Regions from separate parts of the Homo sapiens genome. Here region 2 is linked to region 1. A link is an interaction called in ENCODE POLR2A ChIA-PET data of the cell type or tissue named here. Cell type or tissue: PC-9. All regions are shown on one strand. Each heading gives the region's core, and the rest is flanking DNA. Links, peaks and the distances in the headings are about the cores only. Region 1 overlaps NFYC (nuclear transcription factor Y subunit gamma). Region 2 holds the start of LOC105378673 (a long non-coding RNA gene).

What was found. Peaks named below come from ENCODE experiments on the same cell type or tissue, not always from the same donor. Only the 100,000 strongest peaks of a DNase experiment are listed, where the experiment ranks them.
Region 2: POLR2A ChIA-PET joins it to region 1 with 14 read pairs; 2 of 35 experiments call an interaction of 5 or more read pairs at or near these places.

The regions. Positions count from the first base shown.
Region 1 is chr1:40,722,070-40,724,985 of GRCh38, reverse strand. All of the region lies in intron 1 of NFYC (nuclear transcription factor Y subunit gamma), which reads right to left. Among named protein-coding and RNA genes, the nearest start is that of MIR30E, 31 kb to the left of the region's middle. In PC-9, for the core only: no CTCF peak of the experiment used is centred there; a DNase peak (open chromatin) is centred at 1,595; H3K27ac peaks cover 1,791 bases.
Region 2 is chr1:40,561,799-40,564,714 of GRCh38, reverse strand. It overlaps LOC105378673 (a long non-coding RNA gene), which reads right to left and starts at 1,526. Exons shown (of 3, transcript XR_947235.2): 1 at 1,056-1,526. In PC-9, for the core only: no CTCF peak of the experiment used is centred there; no DNase peak of the experiment used is centred there.

The sequences.
Region 1 (2,916 bases), core at 276-2,775:
TTGACGTTTGAAGGTATATCTGTGTTAAGAGGAAGCCGCTTTTCAAAGTGCCTACTGGAAAACCATGCTTCCTAAAAGACTTAGGCTTAGAAGTGGCTGCACACTGCTCTCCTTAAAGATCTGTACACAAGGACACATTTTCAAACTGGCAGAAGAGCCACTTTTCCTTCAAAAACAAAAATACTTTTCTATTTGGTATCTAGTACAATATAATCTTTGAAACAGGGGCCAGATCATAATATAGTTGTAGCACAACTAGAGAAAAATGAAGGCACAGCAACTGGTATAAACAATGAAAGTGACGGGAAGGCATGAACAGAACATTTGAAAACTTTTTTCTGTGGAATAGAAAACGATATGTAACATCTTACTTCACACACATTCTTACTCATCCTTTCAATGCTCAAACTTAAACCATCTCTGCATATATAACAGCAATAAAACACTATCAGTATTTTGTATGATGAAGAAAAAGGATCAAGTATTTAGTGAAGTATTCTAAAGCAAGGGTCTAAAAACTACAGCTCATAGGCCACATCTGGCCTACAGCCTGTTTTTAGAAACAGTTTCACTGGAAGACATCAACCCTAATTATTTATTTATTTATTCATTTACTTTTAGACGGAGCCTCAGTCTGTCATCCAGGCTGGAGTACAATGGCACGATCTCGGCTCACTGCAACCTCCACCTCCCGGGTTCAAGCGATTCTCCCACCTCAGCCTCCCAAGCAGCTGGGATTATAGGCACCCGCCATCACACCCAGCTAATTTTTGTATTTTTGAAGAGACGGGTTTCACCATGTTGACCAGGTTGGTCTTGAACTCCTGACCTTAAGTGATCTGCCCACCTCGGCCTCCCAAAACGCTGGGATTACAGGCGTGAGCCACCATGTCCAGCCCCTAATTAGTTTATATTGTCTGTTCATGCTAAACAGTAGAGTTGAAGAGTTACAACAAAAATCATACAGCCACAAAGCCTAAAATATCTGGCCCTTTAAGGAAAAAGGTTCAGCCAGGCATGGTAGCTCATGCCTCTAATCCTAGCACTCTGGGAGGCCAAGGCGGGAGGATCACTTGAACCCAAGAGCTCGAGATCAGCCTGGGCAACATAGTGAGACCCCCATCTCAATAGAAAATAAAAAATAAAAAACTAGCCAGGTGTAGTGGCCCACACCTGTAGTCCCAGCTACTCACGAGGCTGAGGCGGGAGGACTGCTTGAGCCTGGGTGGTCAAGCCTGCAGTGAGCCATGATTGCGCCACTGCACTCCAGCCTGAGCAGGAACAGCAGAGCAAGATCCTGTCTCAAAAAAAAAAGAAAAGAAAAGAAAAAGTTTCAGATAATATTCTGATCTTGTTTTAAAGCACTGTTAGGTGTTTTATTTATCCCTGATTTACTGATGGGGAAACTGACACTAGAAGTTGAGAAGCTGGTCCTAGATCACACAACTGTTACTTAGCTCCCCTGCCTCCCTCACCTGTTCATCCTCAATTAGAAGTAAGCTGGGCCAGACCCCCTCTGCCCCACAGAAGTATCTGTTAGTCTCTCTGACCCTCCAGCCTAACGAGTAAATAAATCCTTGTAGGAAGAATGGTGAGTAACTGGTTTTTCAGGCCTCAATCCCGAAAAGGAATTGTGACATGAGCTAGAGACAGAAAGAGTGCCTGTAGCCTAAGTTAAGTTGTATTCTAAAACAAAGCATCATTTTCTTACCGGGTGCCTTCTGAGATTCACAAACAGCCTCTTGCCCAGTTTCTGGCAGTATCCTGTGTTTGTGTGTCTAGCAGAGGGAAGAAGTGTGATTCTGAAGAATGTTTCATAGATGCCAACTTACGGGCTTCAGAGTTCATAAAATACATGCCACATACATCATCCTCAATTGACCCTTACTTAGCTCAGTGATAAATTTACCAATATTATTCCAATTTTACAGATAAGGTTGAGGGTTGAATATCAAATTACTTGCTCAAGATCACAATACAATAAATGATGAGTCAAAATGCAAAAGCTCTAAAATTCTGTCTTGATTTATTATAACTTGCTCTTTCCCACTTTTTGCACTGTTTAAGCTGTCACTCTTTTTTCTTTTCTGTTTTATCCTTCCCCTTTGCATGTCTCTAGGCAGGTTAGCAGCACCTATGAATACTCAGCTGCGAACAGTTGGGGGCACTAAAGCACGAGGTAAATACATAAATAAATAAAATGTATTGGACCTGGGGGTTCTTAGCTCTCTGGCGAACTGTGATCTTGAGCAAATCTCTTAACTTCTTAGAAACTTCTCTATTCATCTAAAGCAACATCCCACAGAGCAGCTGAAACACACAAATGGTAAAACACATGTTAGAAGGCCTCAAAAAATAGCAAGCTTCATACAAATGCCAGATGGCATCATATCATCATGGCTGCCTGAAGCTAGACAAGACACCAACTACTGGTCTGAAGAGTCCCAGATACAGTACCGAGCCTAAAGACCAACTAGCTTCTTTTTCTCTATAATTTAGACTTACTTTGCTTTTGACATATTTCTTTAAAAAGCCTAGTTTCAGATGCATGGAAATACATATTAAAATAGAGAAAGATGTTCTCCTATCTCTTTTATAAACATGAAATAATTTTTAAGCCCTTTAAACTATTAAATTTGGAACAAATGTACTAGTTCCAAAAAAGCAAAGAATTCAAGCTGAACATGGGAACGTTCCAAATTTAAATCCTTGGGTGTGTCAATGATCAATAGCTATACTAGGTTTTCTCTCCACACTAATCCAAAAACATTTAAATTCTTTTTTTAAATTAATTATTTATTTATATATATTTTTTGGGATGGAATCTCACTCTGTCACCCAGGCTGGAATGCAGTAGCATGATCTTGGCTCACTGCAAGCTTCGCCTCCCGGGTCCACACCATTCTCCTGCCTCAG
Region 2 (2,916 bases), core at 246-2,745, 160 kb after region 1:
AAAATGAGAGAAAGGGAGGGGGAGACAGAGAGGCACAGTGGGTTAATTAGGGTAACAACAGTGGAAGTGGTGAGGAGTGGTTGGATTCTGAATGTACTTTGATAGTAGAGCTGACAGATTTGCTGACGGATTGATCTGGTGGTGAGAGAGAAAGAAAAATGGGGTGGCTCCAAGGTTTTTGGCCTAGGCAACTTGAAGGATGCAGTTTCCACTTTATTGTGAGAAAGAGAAGATAGAGGGAGAACAAGTTGGGAGAGAAAGGGGGCAAATCAAAAGACAGTGAGATAGTATTTTCCCCACTCTTCAGGTAGGTGAAGAATAAAAAGATTAGGAGTTGTGAGAGTGTGGAGAACGGGGATTCCCATGACAAGAATAGAAATTAATTCAAACTTCTCAGGGGGCAAATTTATAGTAGATATATAAATCTCTGATCCATCAATTCCTCTTCCAGAGATTTATCCTATAGAAATACTGGAACAAATACTCAAAAATATAAGTACAAGGATATTTATTTCAGGAAAGAAGGAAGAAAGGACAGAAAGAAGAGAGAAAGAAAGGAAGGAAGGAAAGAAAAAGAAAGAAGAAAAGAAAACAAATAGGGATGTAGAAACTTGGAGGGTTTTTTTTCAGGGGGTGGTGGGGGTCTTGCTCTGTCACCCAGGTCCAGTGCAGTGGCATAATTATAGCTTACTGAAACCTCAAACTCCTGGGCTCAAGCAATCCTCCCACCACAGCCTCCCAAGTAGCTGAGACTACAGGTATGTGCCAACACACCCAGCTAATTTTTAATTTTTTTGTAGAGACAGGGTCTAGGCTCCTAGGCTCAAGAAATCCTCCTGCCCTGGCCTCCTAAAGTGCTGGGATTACAGGAGTGAGCCACCACATCTGGCCCTGAAACTTGAGTTTTTACTTAGATAGAAGCATTTTATTTCTTCAGTCACGATTTGGAAATTCTGATATTTGAATCTCAAGCCCTAGCTTTGTTAAACACTTAAGAGTCCACAGCTTTTTACAACCAAGGAAAACAGAATTCTCCAAAGAGTAGTTGTCCTCACCCACTATGACCAGGTTGCCATAGATCTCCAGCATCACTTCTCTGTAAAGGCCCTTTGTGCATAGTCTAGTTGCCCCCATTCCTCTTTGGTGAAGTCCATGGCCACATCCTTGAATGTAACAGGTTCCTAAAACACCAATGAACAGGAATTCCTCTTCGGTGAGCAAGCATCTACAGCAATGCATGTGGTACACAGGGTCCACCTGGCAACACTGGGGGCGGTAGATAACCTCAGAGTTCGCCTCAAGCCATAAGAATAATTAAAAGAACAATTTAAAAAATGTAGAAAGATACATGTGTCATATGCAGAGGCTCACTAACCTTAATAATCTGAAGAGCTCTTAAACATCAGTCAGAAAAAGATAAAATGCTCTGGTTAAAAAATGGACGAATGGACAATGACCTGATAATTCCTAGAAGAAAAACAAATGGCCAATAAACAGACAAAAACATATGCTGCCTCACAAATCATCAAGGAAATGGACACTCAGGCTGGGCGCCGTGGCTCATGCCTGTAATCCCAGCAGTTTGGGAGGTCGTGGCGGGTGGATCACCTGAGGTCAGGAGTTCGAGACCAGCCTGATCAACATGGAGAAACCCCGCCTCTACTAAAAATACAAAATTAGCCGGGCATGGTGGCACATGCTTGTAATCCCAGCTACTCGGGAGGCTGAGGCAGGAGAATTGCTTGAAGGCGGGAGGCAGAGGTTGCAGTGAGCCAAGATCGCGCCATTGCACTCCAGCCTGGGCGACAAGAGCAATACTCCATCTCAAAAAAAAAAAAGAAAAAGAAATGTACATTCAGATAACAATGAGACATTATTTCTCTCAACCCATTGGGCAAAGATTAAGACTTATAATATTCATTAGTGAGGGTATGAGGAAACAGATACCCTCATATGCCGTTGGAAGGAGTATCAATTGTTATAAACTTTTTTTGGGGAGCAATTTGGCAATATTTATTAAACATCTTTTGACCCAGCAATTCCAATTTCAGAAATTCATCTTCATTAAGATAACTAATGACTTCCTTGCCACTAAATCCAATGGAAAGTTTTCAATCCTTTTTATACTTGATTTCTTGACATTATTTGGCCCTGTTGACTACACAGTCTTCCTCAAAACTCTTTCCTCTCATAGTAACCTGGTTTCCTCTCATAGTAACCTGGTTTTTCTCTTACCTCTCTGATCACTCTCAATCTCCTTTACTCATCAATGTTGGGGTTCCCCAGGTTGGAACCTAAGCCCTCTTCTTACTCTACTTACTCCTCCTATGTGATGTCATCTATTCGTATAGCTTCAAATGCCATTTGAATGCTGACAACTCAAATGTACACTTGCAGCTGAGACCTCAAGCCAGACAGTTACAGACCCAAGTACGTGCCAGATGAATATCCAGTTTGAAACACAGTGCCTGACTTAGAATAGGTAATCAATAAATATCTACCCAATGAAACAAACACCTACTTGGATGTCTCAAAGGCATCTAAATTAACATGCTAAATTCCAACTTTATCTCCTGCTTTTCTTTCATGTTTAGGAAATGATCAGGAAATTGAGTTCAGGAAATCATACCTCCAACCACCAAAATGTTTAAGTCAGAAAAATATGAGTCATCCTTGATTTCTTTTTCTCCCTCCTCCCTCACATCTGCTCCATCACTAAATCTAAATATCTCTTTGCTGGGTGTGGTGGCTGACGCCTGTAATCCCAACACCATGAGAGGCCCAAGTGGGAAGATCATTTGAGCCCAGGAGTTCAAGACCAGCCTGGGCAATATAGGGAGACTCCATCTTTACCAAAAAGAAAAAAAATAAGGCCAGGCGTGGTGGCTCATGCCTGTAATCCCAGCACTTTGGGAG